3 separate regions of the Homo sapiens genome follow, and regions 1 and 2 are each linked to region 3. The links are chromatin contacts, found by Hi-C or POLR2A ChIA-PET in ENCODE. All regions are on one chromosome and are shown on one strand. Each heading gives the region's core, a stretch centred on a gene start or an enhancer-like site at or near the end of the contact. The rest is flanking DNA. Distances are from core to core; before and after follow the strand shown.

Region 1 (4,053 bases), core at 285-2,784, 51 kb after region 3:
GAGAGAGAGACTTGTTCAGTGTTTGTCGTAGTTCAGCACAGTCATTAAGTGTGTAGGTTTTGGAATCAGAGAAACCTGGGCTTACATCCCCGCTCTTTGATCTCTATCACTTTCCATTTGTCCAATTACTGTTTTAAGCCTCAGTATATTTATCTATAAAATGGGTATAATAATGGTAACTATAGACTAGAACTGGATCCTGAGAATTGAATGCCAGTAATGTATGTGAGTGACACAGACATCATTTCTCTGAGGAAATCCCTTCATGTCCTGGGAGGTGATGACTCTTGGGCATGGGTTATTGGAAATCAGGGTTTACAATCCCACTCAGCACTTGTATTGTCTTCTTTATCTCTTCCAAGTATCTTAACATCCCATTTTCTAAGGGACCTAATTTTTTTTTAATTGATAGACTACAGCAGACTAAGATCACTTAGGAAAACTTGCCTTCAGTATCAGCTTGATTTTATTACATGATCTTCTTTACATACCTGGTCCTGTGGTCCAGTGCTATAAAGAAAACAATGGTCGATGACGTTTGGTTGGGCAGGCCTATCCATTTATATATTTGGAACCTAGGTGATGAGGGGGCTGCAGAGATAAATGAGTAAGCTGCACTTTTGCAAGGGAGGGTGGGTCTCTGAAAGCTCTCCTAAGGTTCAAATACTGATGGCCCGAGGCTGTTGATCTTATCTAGTTCAGGAGATGTTTTTCCATAAAGTAAATCATGATTCACTGCATGAATTCCTATGCACTGAATATTGTAGAAAGAACTGATGACCCTGAAAAACTGGAAATGTTAACCCTCTTCCTAGATGGGCTAGGTGTCATCCTGCCAAGAGACAGAGAAGGAGATTCTAAGTCAAGAAAAAGCTCATTAAGTACAGATATTTCCTCATGTTGTGCATGGAGACCTTGAATCACAGTCAGACCAGCCCTAACATTTGCAGAGCTGCAGAGGGTGAGGGTATGAATGGAGGCCTAGACATCAAATGCTTATATTTAAATAAACTTTGTTCCATCCTTGTACCTTGGCAAATATACCTTCAAAGCAATAAAATTAGTGGGGCAGGGGGAGTGAAATCTATGCCTTATACATGACTGAAAGTTGGTAAAAATATAAATAACTGGATTTCATAATTATTTCAACCCTGCAGGAGTTTTGTTAATGGGCTGACATGTTTGAATGAGTAATAAAGACATACACAGTTCATGTAAAACTTGAGCATTTATCTAATTACTGTGTATCCAGCATTGAGTTCAGAATCAAAGAAATAGAAGACCTGGTCTATTTCTGAGTTAAGGAGACAGGACATAAAAAGGTGAAATTATTAGGGGATAAAATTATTACATACATATCAGCATTGATTCTATTAAAATAAAGTGCTAAGTGGTGCATTACTGGCAATGAAAGGCTAAGGCCACCCAAGATAAGGTGCTAATTAGATGGCAAAGCCGAGAAAGGCAGACAGTGCTGGGAAAGGTTAAATAGTATCACATCCCACCCCAGAAGTCATGTGTGAATTTGATGAGTCACAGAACCAATGGGCTTGTCCAGCCCTCACCAGCATCCATGACTCAGGGTCACCTCGACATCCTTTACTTATCTCCCATATGTCATAACTTTCAAGGTGGAACAAAAACTTGGCTTTGTTGTGAATAATGGAAAGGAGGAGAAAAGGCAATCACTGTAGCCGGTGATGAAAATAGTGGAAAAATGAGGAGGTAGAAGAAAAGAACTGGGGACTCCTAACAAAAAAAAAAAAAAAAAACCCAAAACAATAGTTTTTGAAATGACTTTAATCTTACTGATCTAGAATGAAGGGTTTTAAAGGATCACATATTGTATTGTAGACTTCCTTGCACTCGGCCGCATACCCTCTTGACCCACCTTTCCACCCCAGCTGTTGCCACAGCAACCAGGTGGCATGCACGTGGAGCCTGATAGTGTCTGCTTCAGGGACACTGCGCTCCCCTTGCCTCTTCCCCCGGGGCTCCTCTGCTTCTACATGGAGGGCAGGGGGTGCCTGGGGGAAACCACTCAGCTTTTCCAACTCACTTGCAAACTTAGAAGTGTGAGGAATAAACAGCCCACGGCAAACTTTCTGCAGTGGGGAGTGGGAGCCAGTGGATGGTTTCTGAGGTGGCTTCTACATTACTAGAGGGTCCAAGAGGGGTCAGAGTCCTGGTCCCCCACAGCGAGGGCCAGCTTGAAAATATCCCCTTGAACTGGCTTGTCCTCACTTCCCTACCTTCCACTCCTGTTCCTCAGGACTGCTTCCCAAAATAAGCCCCCTGCTCACAACCCCTTGTCTCACTTCTGCTTTTAGGGGGAACTCAGGCCCTTATAAATTTTAGTTATCTATTTTTGTACTCTTTGGAAAGCTGTGTTCTATCTACATGTGTATTTCAAGACTTGGGCAGTTGAGAAATTCTTGTACCTACTTTACCCGTTCATTTAAAAAACATTTATAGGGCAACTACTATGTGCTTGGAGTTGTCCCATCAGCAAGGGTTAGAGAGATCATATGTAGAGTTTTCAGAAGCCTGCTACCCAATAGTAAAAGCTACCATCTGTCACAAACTTACAGGATGGCAGGACCTGCTCTAAGTGCTTTGTAATCCTTGCCTCACTTGATCCTCACGAGAGCTGTATGAGGATACCCTCAGCAGCCCTGCATTATTATTCTCATCTTTACAGGTGAGGAAGCCACGATTTAGAGACAGTTGGGAACTCCAGGTAAAAGCTGGCCAGAGAAGGGCAGAGTTTGAACCAGGCCGTGGTCTTCACCATCACACTGTGTAGAGAGTATGTTCCAGATACAAAAGGAGGATGGAGAACGGGTCCTAGGGGTAGAAGTCCTAGCTGTCTGCCCAGGGGGGCTGCTCTCACAGCTCTGAGTCAGTGGCATCTCCACCCTGCCTTGCCCACAGAAATTCACAAAACAGCAGGCAAACCAAAGCAGAAGGAAGGATTGGCAGGGTACTGTGGAGTTGGGGCAGTTCAGCACAGCCAATGCCCTTTTTTGTTAAGGAAACAGGATGTTTCCTATGGTGAGGGATGTGATCCTAATGAATCAGGGGGAGCACACATCCCTACTGACCTGCCAGCCACCTCTCCCAGGGCCTCTGTTTCTTTCTCCCCCAAGCCCTGCCTCTGAATTGCTGGAGTTTGGAGAGGCTTAAGTAGGTAATGAGCAGGAACTTGGAAGGTGAGTGATATAGTGGCTGGTCTGGTCTGGACTTGGATGTGGAGTAGGGATAAGAAGGACCTCTCTTCTGCGTGTAGGTGCATGAGGAGCATGACTTCTTCCTCTCCTGCATCTTAGAGGGATCATCAAGCCTTCATTAGAATCAGCCAGCATCCTTCTAGGCATCACAAGAAGCTGTCGTTTATGGCTTCGAAGGGAGCTGCTATCTTGATCAAGGACCAGTGCTGAGAATATGGTGTGTATCCCCTGAGGATGAGTTCTCTGCTTTCCTGGTAAATTGATCATTGATCAAAACCAAGGCATATAGAAAACTACAGGTTATATTTTTAAACAACCTTGGTTGCATTCATTCCTAGATAATAAATAGTTTCTCCCAGGGCACTGTGGGATGTGAATGCCATGACTTTCACTTGGGCCTGAAAACTCTTCACCACAGCAGGTGGTGTGGGAACCAGGCAGCACATGCCTGGCACAGAGTTAGCAAAAGGCAGGTCCTTACTCTCACCCTTTAAATCCTCCCCATTTCTCTCCTCTGATACTTCCCCTCCTTATACTTCCTTCTGTCCTAACTCTGTAGATTTGCACTGCCTTTTTTCCACCTCTGCTTCTTTTTAGTCTTTGCTTTCTTCCCTAATCTGTCCCAAAGCTAGTTCAGGAAAATTAGGACCTTCCACAAAATGATTCATATTGAGTGTAAATAGTCAATAGTGTATTTTTTAAAGAAGGCTTTCGGCCAAAAGAATACTTCTTTGTAGGTGAAATATGATATTTCATACATTAATTATGAACTGAGGGGCCACCTGTTAGGTTAAATCCCTTGTACCTTATAGCAGTCAGGATA
Region 2 (4,078 bases), core at 243-2,742, 36 kb before region 3:
GAAACAGCTCAGACACCAGTGCTAAATAGACCTGGCTCAAGTTCTGGCTCATTGGCCGTATGGCCCTAGGCCAGTGACTTAACACCTCTAGCCTCAGTTTCTTTATCTCTAAAGTGAGAATAATAATACTTACTCTGCTGTATAGTGTATGGATTAGAGACAACAAGGTCACCTTGCTCAACATAGAGTCAGCCCTGAACCTATTAGCAAGGTCTGAGGTTTCCAAGGGTTTTCAAGGGCATGGCTGGGAAGAAGTTGGCATTCAGCCTTCCCATCACCTAGCATCGAAAATCCTCCTTGGGAAGCCCAGGGGAGAGTTCTGGCTCAAACACTGACTCACCAAGTGGGAATAAATACTTACGAGAGTCAGGCAATCTCCCCAGATTTCTTCCCTACCCTTTGGCTCTACTCCCCTCTTTTCATAGTTGACATTTAACGATATTCTGCGGAGAGGGGCTCAGCATTTAAAAAGATTCAATGGAAGGATCCAGAAGCAGGGAACCTGGGAGAACTTTTTAGCTGATGTTAAAAGTGCAAGATGAAAAGTGCTTTCGAGCCTGAAATTGAGTAACTATTGAGATTTGCTTCTGAGCCTGTGATTTGGTGTTGGCATATTTATAGGAGACCCTGGACTATTGAAGGGTGTGCAGGCTGGGCCACTTGCCAAGAAAGCCCTGGCTCAGTTCCTTCTGGAGCCTGCCAAGTTTTTGCTGCCCTAGGTTGTAGCCTTGAAGCTGAGGGACTTTCAGAGGCCCCAAGATAGCCCTAGGAAAAGAATGTCAAAAGCAATAGCAACGACTATCTAGCAAAGCATTGTGATAAATGCATTATCTTATCTTCACAGCCATCCTATGAATTAGATAGTATGGTGGTATCTTATATTAATTAAACAGCACTGGGAAGCAGAGTGCATAATAATGAGTCCTGATTTTTACTCACTGTGTAAACTTGGCAAGTTATTACCCTCTCAAAGCCTCGGTTTCCTCACCTGAAAAATGGGGATAGATGTATCTATCTCATAAAATTATTTATTTGAGATTTTCCAGATAAAGCAGGTAGCCAATATCAAGCATATGGTATAACACTCAGTAAATATTAGGCATTGTTATCTCTATTTTATAGATGCAGACACTGAAGCTTTAATGAAGTCAGTGGTGTGCCCAAAGTCACCTAGGCAGGGAGAGCAGGAGCCAGAACTCAAACTCAAGTATGTTTGACTGTGATGCCTTTGTTCTTAATCACTGGGTATGCTGCCTGAGCTGAAAAATTTCTGCAGGAGGTTTTGCTCAGTGGGAATTATAGCAGAGGTTTGGATTATGGTCTCTTTTTAAATTCTTAAAGAAGCAAGAACATCTAGACTAGAAGCATGGAGGAGAGAGGGTGCTGGAGCAGCCAGGCTGTGCTAGGAGAGTGGCTGTCCATGAGGATGTGTTTTCAGTGTTGGGCATGGTTGTTCTCTGCTCTGGGTCATTCTAGGTGGGCAGCCACCCAGAGAGGATGTGTTGTCAGTGTACTCCCTTCATTTTGACTTGCTCCATAACCATAATCTTAGGAAAGGGTGTCAGAAAGGATTAGATTTAGTATCACTGTATTGGAATGTGGAATTTCCAGTTTCAGGTGAAAGAGGCTATACCGGAAGGAGGTACTTTTTCTCTGTCCATCAGCCTGCCTCGCTCTTTCTCCTTTCCCTCTTCTACTGTCTCTCTCTTTCTCTCTCTCCCTGCCTCTTATTCTTGCTGTTTCTCAGAATGCCTATGAAAAAAAACAGCTAGTCCACAGCCTGGTGTCTTAGATGCCAATTCTTGGAGCAGTGGATTGCAACTAGATCTGTGCTTCTCAAACTCTCTTGGATGATGGGACAGAGTTTTTCTTTTCTTTTTTTTTTATTACTATTATACTTTAAGTTTTAGGGTACATGTGCACAATGTGCAGGTTAGTTACATATGTATACATGTGCCATGCTGGTGTGCTGCACCCATTAACTCATCAATTAGCATTAGGTATATCTCCTAAAGCTATCCCTCCCCCCTCCCCCCACCCCACAACAGTCCCCAGAGTGTGATGTTCCCCTTCCTGTGTCCATGTGTTCTCATTGTTCAATTCCTACCTATGAGTGAGAATATGTGGTGTTTGGTTTTTTGTCCTTCTGATAGTTTACTGAGAATGATGATTTCCAATTTCATCCATGTCCCTACAAAGGACATGAACTCATCATTTTTTATGGCTGCATAGTATTCCATCGTATATATGTGCCACATTTTCTTAATCCAGTCTATCATTGTTGGGCATTTGGGTTGGTTCCAAGTCTTTGCTATTGTGAATAGTGCCACAATAAACATATGTGTGCATGTGTCTTTATAGCAGCATGATTTATAGTCCTTTGGGTATATACCCAGTAATGGGATGGCTGGGTCAAATGGTATTTCTAGTTCTAGATCCCTGAGGAATAGCCACACTGACTTTCACAATGGTTGAACTAGTTTACAGTCCCACCAACAGTGTAAAAGTGTTCCTATTTCTCCACATCCTCTCCAGCACCTGTTGTTTCCTGACTTTTTAATGATTGCCATTCTAACTGGTGTGAGATGGTATCTCATTGTGGTTTTGATTTGCATTTCTCTGATGGCCTGTGATGAAGAGCATTTTTTCATGTGTTTTTTGGCTGCATAAATGCCTTCTTTTGAGAAGTGTCTGTTCATGTCCTTTGCCCACTTTTTGATGGGGTTGTTTGTTTTTTTCTTGTAAATTTGTTTGAGTTCATTGTAGATTCTGGATATTAGCCCTTTGTCAGATGAGTAGATTGCAAAAATTTTCTCCCATTCTGTAGGTTGCCTGTTCACTCTGATGGTAGTTTCTTTTGCTGTGCAGAATCTCTTTAGTTTAATTAGATTCCATTTGTCAATTTTGGCTTTTGTTGCCATTGTTTTTGGTGTTTTAGACATGAAGTCCTTGCCCATGCCTATGTCCTGAATGGTATTGCCTAGGTTTTCTTCTAGGGTTTTTATGGTTTTAGGTCTAACATGTAAGTCTTTAATCCATCTTGAATTAATTTTTGTATAAAGTGTAAGGAAGGGATCCAGTTTCAGCTTTCTACATATGGCTAGCCAGTTTTCCCAGCACCATTTATTAAATAGGGAATCCTTTCCCCATTTCTTGTTTTTGTCAGTTTTGTCAAAGATCAGATAGTTGTAGATATGCGGTGTTATTTCTGAGGACTCTGTTCTGTTCTGTTCCATTGATCTGTATCTCTGTTTTGGTACCAGTGCCATGCTGTTTTGGTTACTGTAGCCTTGTAGCATAGTTTGAAGTCAGGTAGCATGATGCCTCCAGCTTTGTTCTTCTGGCTTAGGATTGACTTGGTGATGCGGGCTCTTTTTTGGTTCCATAGAACTTTAAAGTAGTTTTTTCCAATTCTGTGAAGAAAGTCATTGGTAGCTTGATGGGGATGGCATTGAATCTATAAATTACCTTGGGCAGTATGGCCATTTTCACGATATTGATTATTCCTACCCATGAGCATGGAATGTTCTTCCATTTCTTTGTATCCTCTTTTATTTCATTGAGCAGTGGTTTGTAGTTCTCCTTGAAGAGGTCCTTCACATCCCTTGTAAGTTGGATTCCTAGGTATTTTATTCTCTTTGAAGCTATTGTGAATGGGAGTTCACTCATGATTTGGCTCTCTGTTTGTCTGTTATTGGTGTATAAGAATGCTTGTGATTTTTGTACATCGATTTTGTATCCTGAGACTTTGCTGAAGTTGCTTATCAGCTTAAGGAGATTTTGGGCTGAGACAATGGGGTTTTCTAGATATACAATCATGTCATCTGCAAACAGGGACAATTTGACTTCTTCTTTTCCTGATTGAATACCCTTTATTTCCTTCTCCTGCCTAATTGCCCTGGCCAGAATTTCCAACACTATGTTGAATAGGAGTGGTGAGAGAGGGCATCCCTGTCTTGTGCCAGTTTTCAAAGGGAATGCTTCCAGTTTTTGCCCATTCAGTATATTGGCTGTGGGTTTGTCATAGGTAGCTCTTATTATTTTGAGATAAGTCCCATCAATACCTAATTTATTGAGA
Region 3 (4,086 bases), core at 275-2,774:
GCTTCTAGAGCCAGAATTCTCAGGTCATCGCCCTCAGCACCAGTGCTGTAGGGTTCCACCTGCCTGCAGCTTGGGGAAGAAGAAAGGCTGGCTGCCCAGAGTCACGGCCTAGCTTGGCTGGGAGGAAGATAGAGGAGCTGTCTCCTCTTCCTCACTTGTCTTCCCTGTGCCTGCTCCTGGTCCAGCTGGGTGAGATGGAAACTATCTCACATGGAGAGATGTTAAGGCAATTCTGGCAAAGCAAGCGCTAATAAAGTGCTGGGAACTTCCCCATCTCTGCCTCTTGAGGGAACTGAGCATGCTCTGAAGGGCATGGCCAGGTTTGCCTTTGGTGGAGGAACCAGAGGCTTGGTTTGGTCTTGGGGCAGGCTGGGCAAAATCGCTGAGTATGAGTGTTTCCTCCTGAGCATCCTCGGGGAGGGGAGCCCCTCCCTTCTCTACATCCTCCCCCACTGGCTCCTTCATTTCCGGGCACTTTGCCTTCTTATTTCTGTTCTCTCCTCTGAACCAGAGAAAGAAAGATGATTAAACGCTTCTGCTATGTGGATGCCCATGACTCACTGGCAGGAATGGCCTCTCCAGGCAGGCTGTGCTTTCTGTCTCCTTCCCTCATTTCACCCTCCACTTTCCCCTCCCCTGCCTTGCCCCTTGCATCAAAATGAAGTCATGTAAGACCAATTCAAATTGATTTCTCTTTTCCTTCTATTAGAATATCAGCTCCATAAAATCAGGATAAGAATTTGTGGTCTGGAGTCTGAAGACAGGGATTGGAGTCCTGGCTTTTCTGCCCACTAGGTGTGGTTTTGAGTGGTTATTTACCTTCCATAAGTCTTTGTTTATTTGGTCATAAAATAGGGAAAATGATAGAGCCAGCCTTTCAGGGTTATTGTGGGGATCAGCGGAAATAATATTAAGTGTGAACTGGTATTGTCTGTAACACATAGTGCATGCCATGAGCCAGGCACCATGGGGATCAGACTGGAATTCGCTCCAGTGTGTAACAGGCAGATCCAGTGACAAAGAAGGAGAGAAATAAGCCAGCCTTGGTACCATCAAAGGAGCACCCAGCCTTCCCCCTGTGCCCCACTGAGCAAATGGCTAATACCACATAGCACAGGCCAGGGGGACAGATGCCTTTGTATGGAAGAGCTAGTACTGGTAGCCAGGGACCTGGCCACACGGGGAGGCACAATTGAATTTTTCCCTTCCATCTGACAGTTCAGGACTGGATGTTACTTTCCAAATGAAAGCGGTTCTGGAAGGTCGTTGGGAACAGTGAATTGTGATTATGCTGGCACATTTTTAATTCTGTCTCATTACAGCTGCTGTTAAGGCTGCATTATAATAATTGCTTTAGTTCTGCTTTGGTATTTGCAGGCTCCTTTAATGTAGCTGTAATCTATGTGTATATTAAAGTAAGCAGAGCCAAAGAGCAGGGGCAGCCTTATTAGACTGGAGAAATGCATGTTGGGGGTGGCGGTGAAGCAGACAGGCAGACGGGAGCAGGGTCCTGGCGGGGGAACCTCGGGACAGCATGCGGAGTGGAAGTTCTGGCCTCAGGCCCAATGCAGACTCACGCTGTGACTTTGAGCAAGTTGAAGCTGCCTGTCTCAGCTCTCCCATCCATTATATGAGTTACAAAGTCTGTCTTGGAGGTGCTTAAAAGTTCTTAGGAGAAAAACCGTTACTGGCAAAGAGCCCAGGGAGATGGCTGCATTGGGCCCTCAGAGCAGCCAGAGTGGAGCCCAGCAGGAGCCTCCTCGGCCGCCCACGGTGGAGCAGCCAGGCGACCCCTCGGCAAGGGACAGTCATCAAATAAATGGCATGCAGACACCCCCAATTCCCAGGGAAAATTTGGCTCTGGTCTTCCTGCGATCACTCCCTGTTCTGGTTTCTTCTTTAAAATTCGGTTTGTTTGAACTGTTGCCACTCCCTGCACGGTCCTGTACACACAGCATTTCAGCCACTTGATGGAGGTCTTACTGCTGTCCTTGAATACTATGGCTCTCCTTTTTCCCCTTCAAGGGCAGTGGGTGTCAGTTTCAAGGACAGAATGCAAGGGCTGTCCTGGACCAGACCACTCACCAAGTACTCACTATGAACGGCATTCACCTCCTAGCTGTTATTTTGGGATAGGAATTCATATTGTGCTCACACCAGTCATATGAGCTAAGTAGCAGTATCATCTCCTTTATTTTATTTTAGTTTTTGAGACAAAGTCTTGCTCTGTCACTCAAGCTGGAGTGCAGTGGCGTGATCTCAGCTCACTGCAACCTCCACCTCCCAGGTTCAAGCAATTCTCCTGCCTCATCCTCCCAAATAGCTGGGACTGACTATAGCTGCACCACTACACCTGGCTAATTTTTTTTGGTCTTTTTAGTAGATACAGGGTTTCACTATGTTGGCCAGGCTGGTCTTGAACTCCAGGCCTCAAGGGATCTGCCAGCCTTGGCTTCCCAAAGTGCTAGGATTACAGGTGTGAACCACTGTGCCTGGCCTCATGTTCTTTATAGATGAGTGAACTGAGGCCAGTGAAGTCCCACATACCTAGTGAGTGGCAGAGCTAGACATGGAGCCCAGACCATGCAGAGGCTGACCCACGATTTTAGCACTACCTCAGGCTGCCTCCCCCTCGTCCTCTCTCCCTCCTCAAGAATCATCCATTTTTCTGTGCTGATTCAGAGCTCGCCACTGAATTCAGATTGGTCTGGGGATCAGTGGAAGGATCAGAAGGTTCTCTCAGGACCAGAGACACAGGCCTGGGTAGATGCATGGGAAGAGACCACGGCCAAAGTGTGGACAAGGGCAAATCAGAGCCATTGAACAAAACGTGTCTTTGGCTCCTCAGCTCTCCCAAATGATGCCTTTGCCTTGTAACAGTGGGTGTTGCAAAGGGAGTGAGAATGAGGCAGAACTCTTGGTGTTCCTATGCACCTGTACCCCCCACCTTGTACGTGGGCCATGAAACACCCAGATATTCCCAGAAGGATTCCTGTTTTGCCTCTTCCCATTTCTAAAGACTTCTACATGAAGAAGATTTCAGACTTTCTCAGCACCTTGCCCTATTGCTTCTGCAGGGAGAATACTCTTCATCGTATGCAACTGAAATGCAGCCTGCTACAGCTCAAAATCTACCAGGTTCATTGAATCCCAATGTTTAAGGGAACTTAAACATTCCTCCCACTGCAGAAATTCCTTTCAAGCACCTCTGATTGTTGCCCCATAGCCTTGGGTCTAAGATGCAGGAAGATGGGTGCCAACCCACCCCCTTCCTTCTCACCAGATAGCCTGTTTCATTTCTTGAATAGTTCTAATAATTAAAACGTTCTTCTTTACTTTGGATCAATGTCTCCCTCCTGATACCTTCCACCAATTAATCCTAGTTTGATCTCCTGGAATTAATCCATTCCGTTTTTCAAGTGATAGTATTCTGAATTTATGAAGGCAGAAGTTCCTCTGGAGTCTTCTTTATCCTTCAGCATCCTTCAGTTCTTTTTCTGTTACTTCTATTCAGATATTCCTCAAAGAGAAAAAACATATCAAAAGGTCCTAGATTGTCTCCAGCATAAATTAGTCTCATGCAAATGTTTCCTCTTCTTCATCTACTGTATTCCAGTCCAAATGTTTGGGTAACTACCAATACTACATATTCTCCTGAGAGCTGAGAAATATTAAGAAAATAAGATGTGGTCTCTGCTCTTGGTTGTATAACAGTAGCATTAACAACTAAATTCTGACTGTGGACAAACTGCCTCCTCCTTCCTATAGTACTTTATGGTTGGAATGGTAAATGCACTTATGTGCAAAGTGTCCTGTTTTGACTGTAAGGAGAACTGTGGAACTCACTTCCTGCCATGCTATCTCCATCTTGTTCCTGCCTCTGTCCCACACCATCTTCTGGGTCTGCTCTCTCTGTGTCTTTATCTCTATTCTTGGTTTTTCTTAATTGGCCCATCCAAGAGCCCTCTCCAGTCCTCCCATCCTTTCCTACAGGATCAGGGAAATACTCCCCCCTAAATACTGTCCTTAATTAGTTAATAAAATCTCCCTCCACGACACAGGCAGCTCTCCCCCGAGAAAAACCAG

The links. Hi-C counts contacts between places; a loop is a spot of excess contacts on that map. ChIA-PET counts read pairs that join two places held with the same protein, here RNA polymerase II (POLR2A). Pooled maps may share reads with other maps.
Region 1: a loop to region 3 is called in a map of PC-9, with 6 times the contacts of the local background. The contact joins two enhancer-like sites. A Hi-C loop is called at or near these places in 2 of 168 maps with a recorded cell type or tissue (PC-3 and PC-9) and 1 of 50 pooled maps. POLR2A ChIA-PET finds 5 or more read pairs at or near these places in 1 of 52 experiments (K562).
Region 2: a loop to region 3 is called in a map of PC-9, with 6 times the contacts of the local background. The contact joins two enhancer-like sites. A Hi-C loop is called at or near these places in 5 of 168 maps with a recorded cell type or tissue (HepG2, PC-9, aorta and 2 more) and 5 of 50 pooled maps.

The regions. Positions count from the first base shown.
Region 1 is chr7:132,115,842-132,119,894 of GRCh38, forward strand. No RefSeq gene overlaps it. Among named protein-coding and RNA genes, the nearest start is that of PLXNA4-AS2, 140 kb to the right of the region's middle. Within about 2 kb of position 1,535, at least 3 of the 41 ENCODE cell types and tissues checked have a DNase peak (open chromatin) inside an H3K27ac peak, as active enhancers do; they include PC-9, where a contact is called at or near this core.
Region 2 is chr7:132,029,544-132,033,621 of GRCh38, forward strand. No RefSeq gene overlaps it. Among named protein-coding and RNA genes, the nearest start is that of PLXNA4-AS2, 230 kb to the right of the region's middle. Within about 2 kb of position 1,493, at least 5 of the 41 ENCODE cell types and tissues checked have a DNase peak (open chromatin) inside an H3K27ac peak, as active enhancers do; they include PC-9, where a contact is called at or near this core.
Region 3 is chr7:132,065,332-132,069,417 of GRCh38, forward strand. No RefSeq gene overlaps it. Among named protein-coding and RNA genes, the nearest start is that of PLXNA4-AS2, 190 kb to the right of the region's middle. Within about 2 kb of position 1,525, at least 16 of the 41 ENCODE cell types and tissues checked have a DNase peak (open chromatin) inside an H3K27ac peak, as active enhancers do; they include PC-9, where a contact is called at or near this core.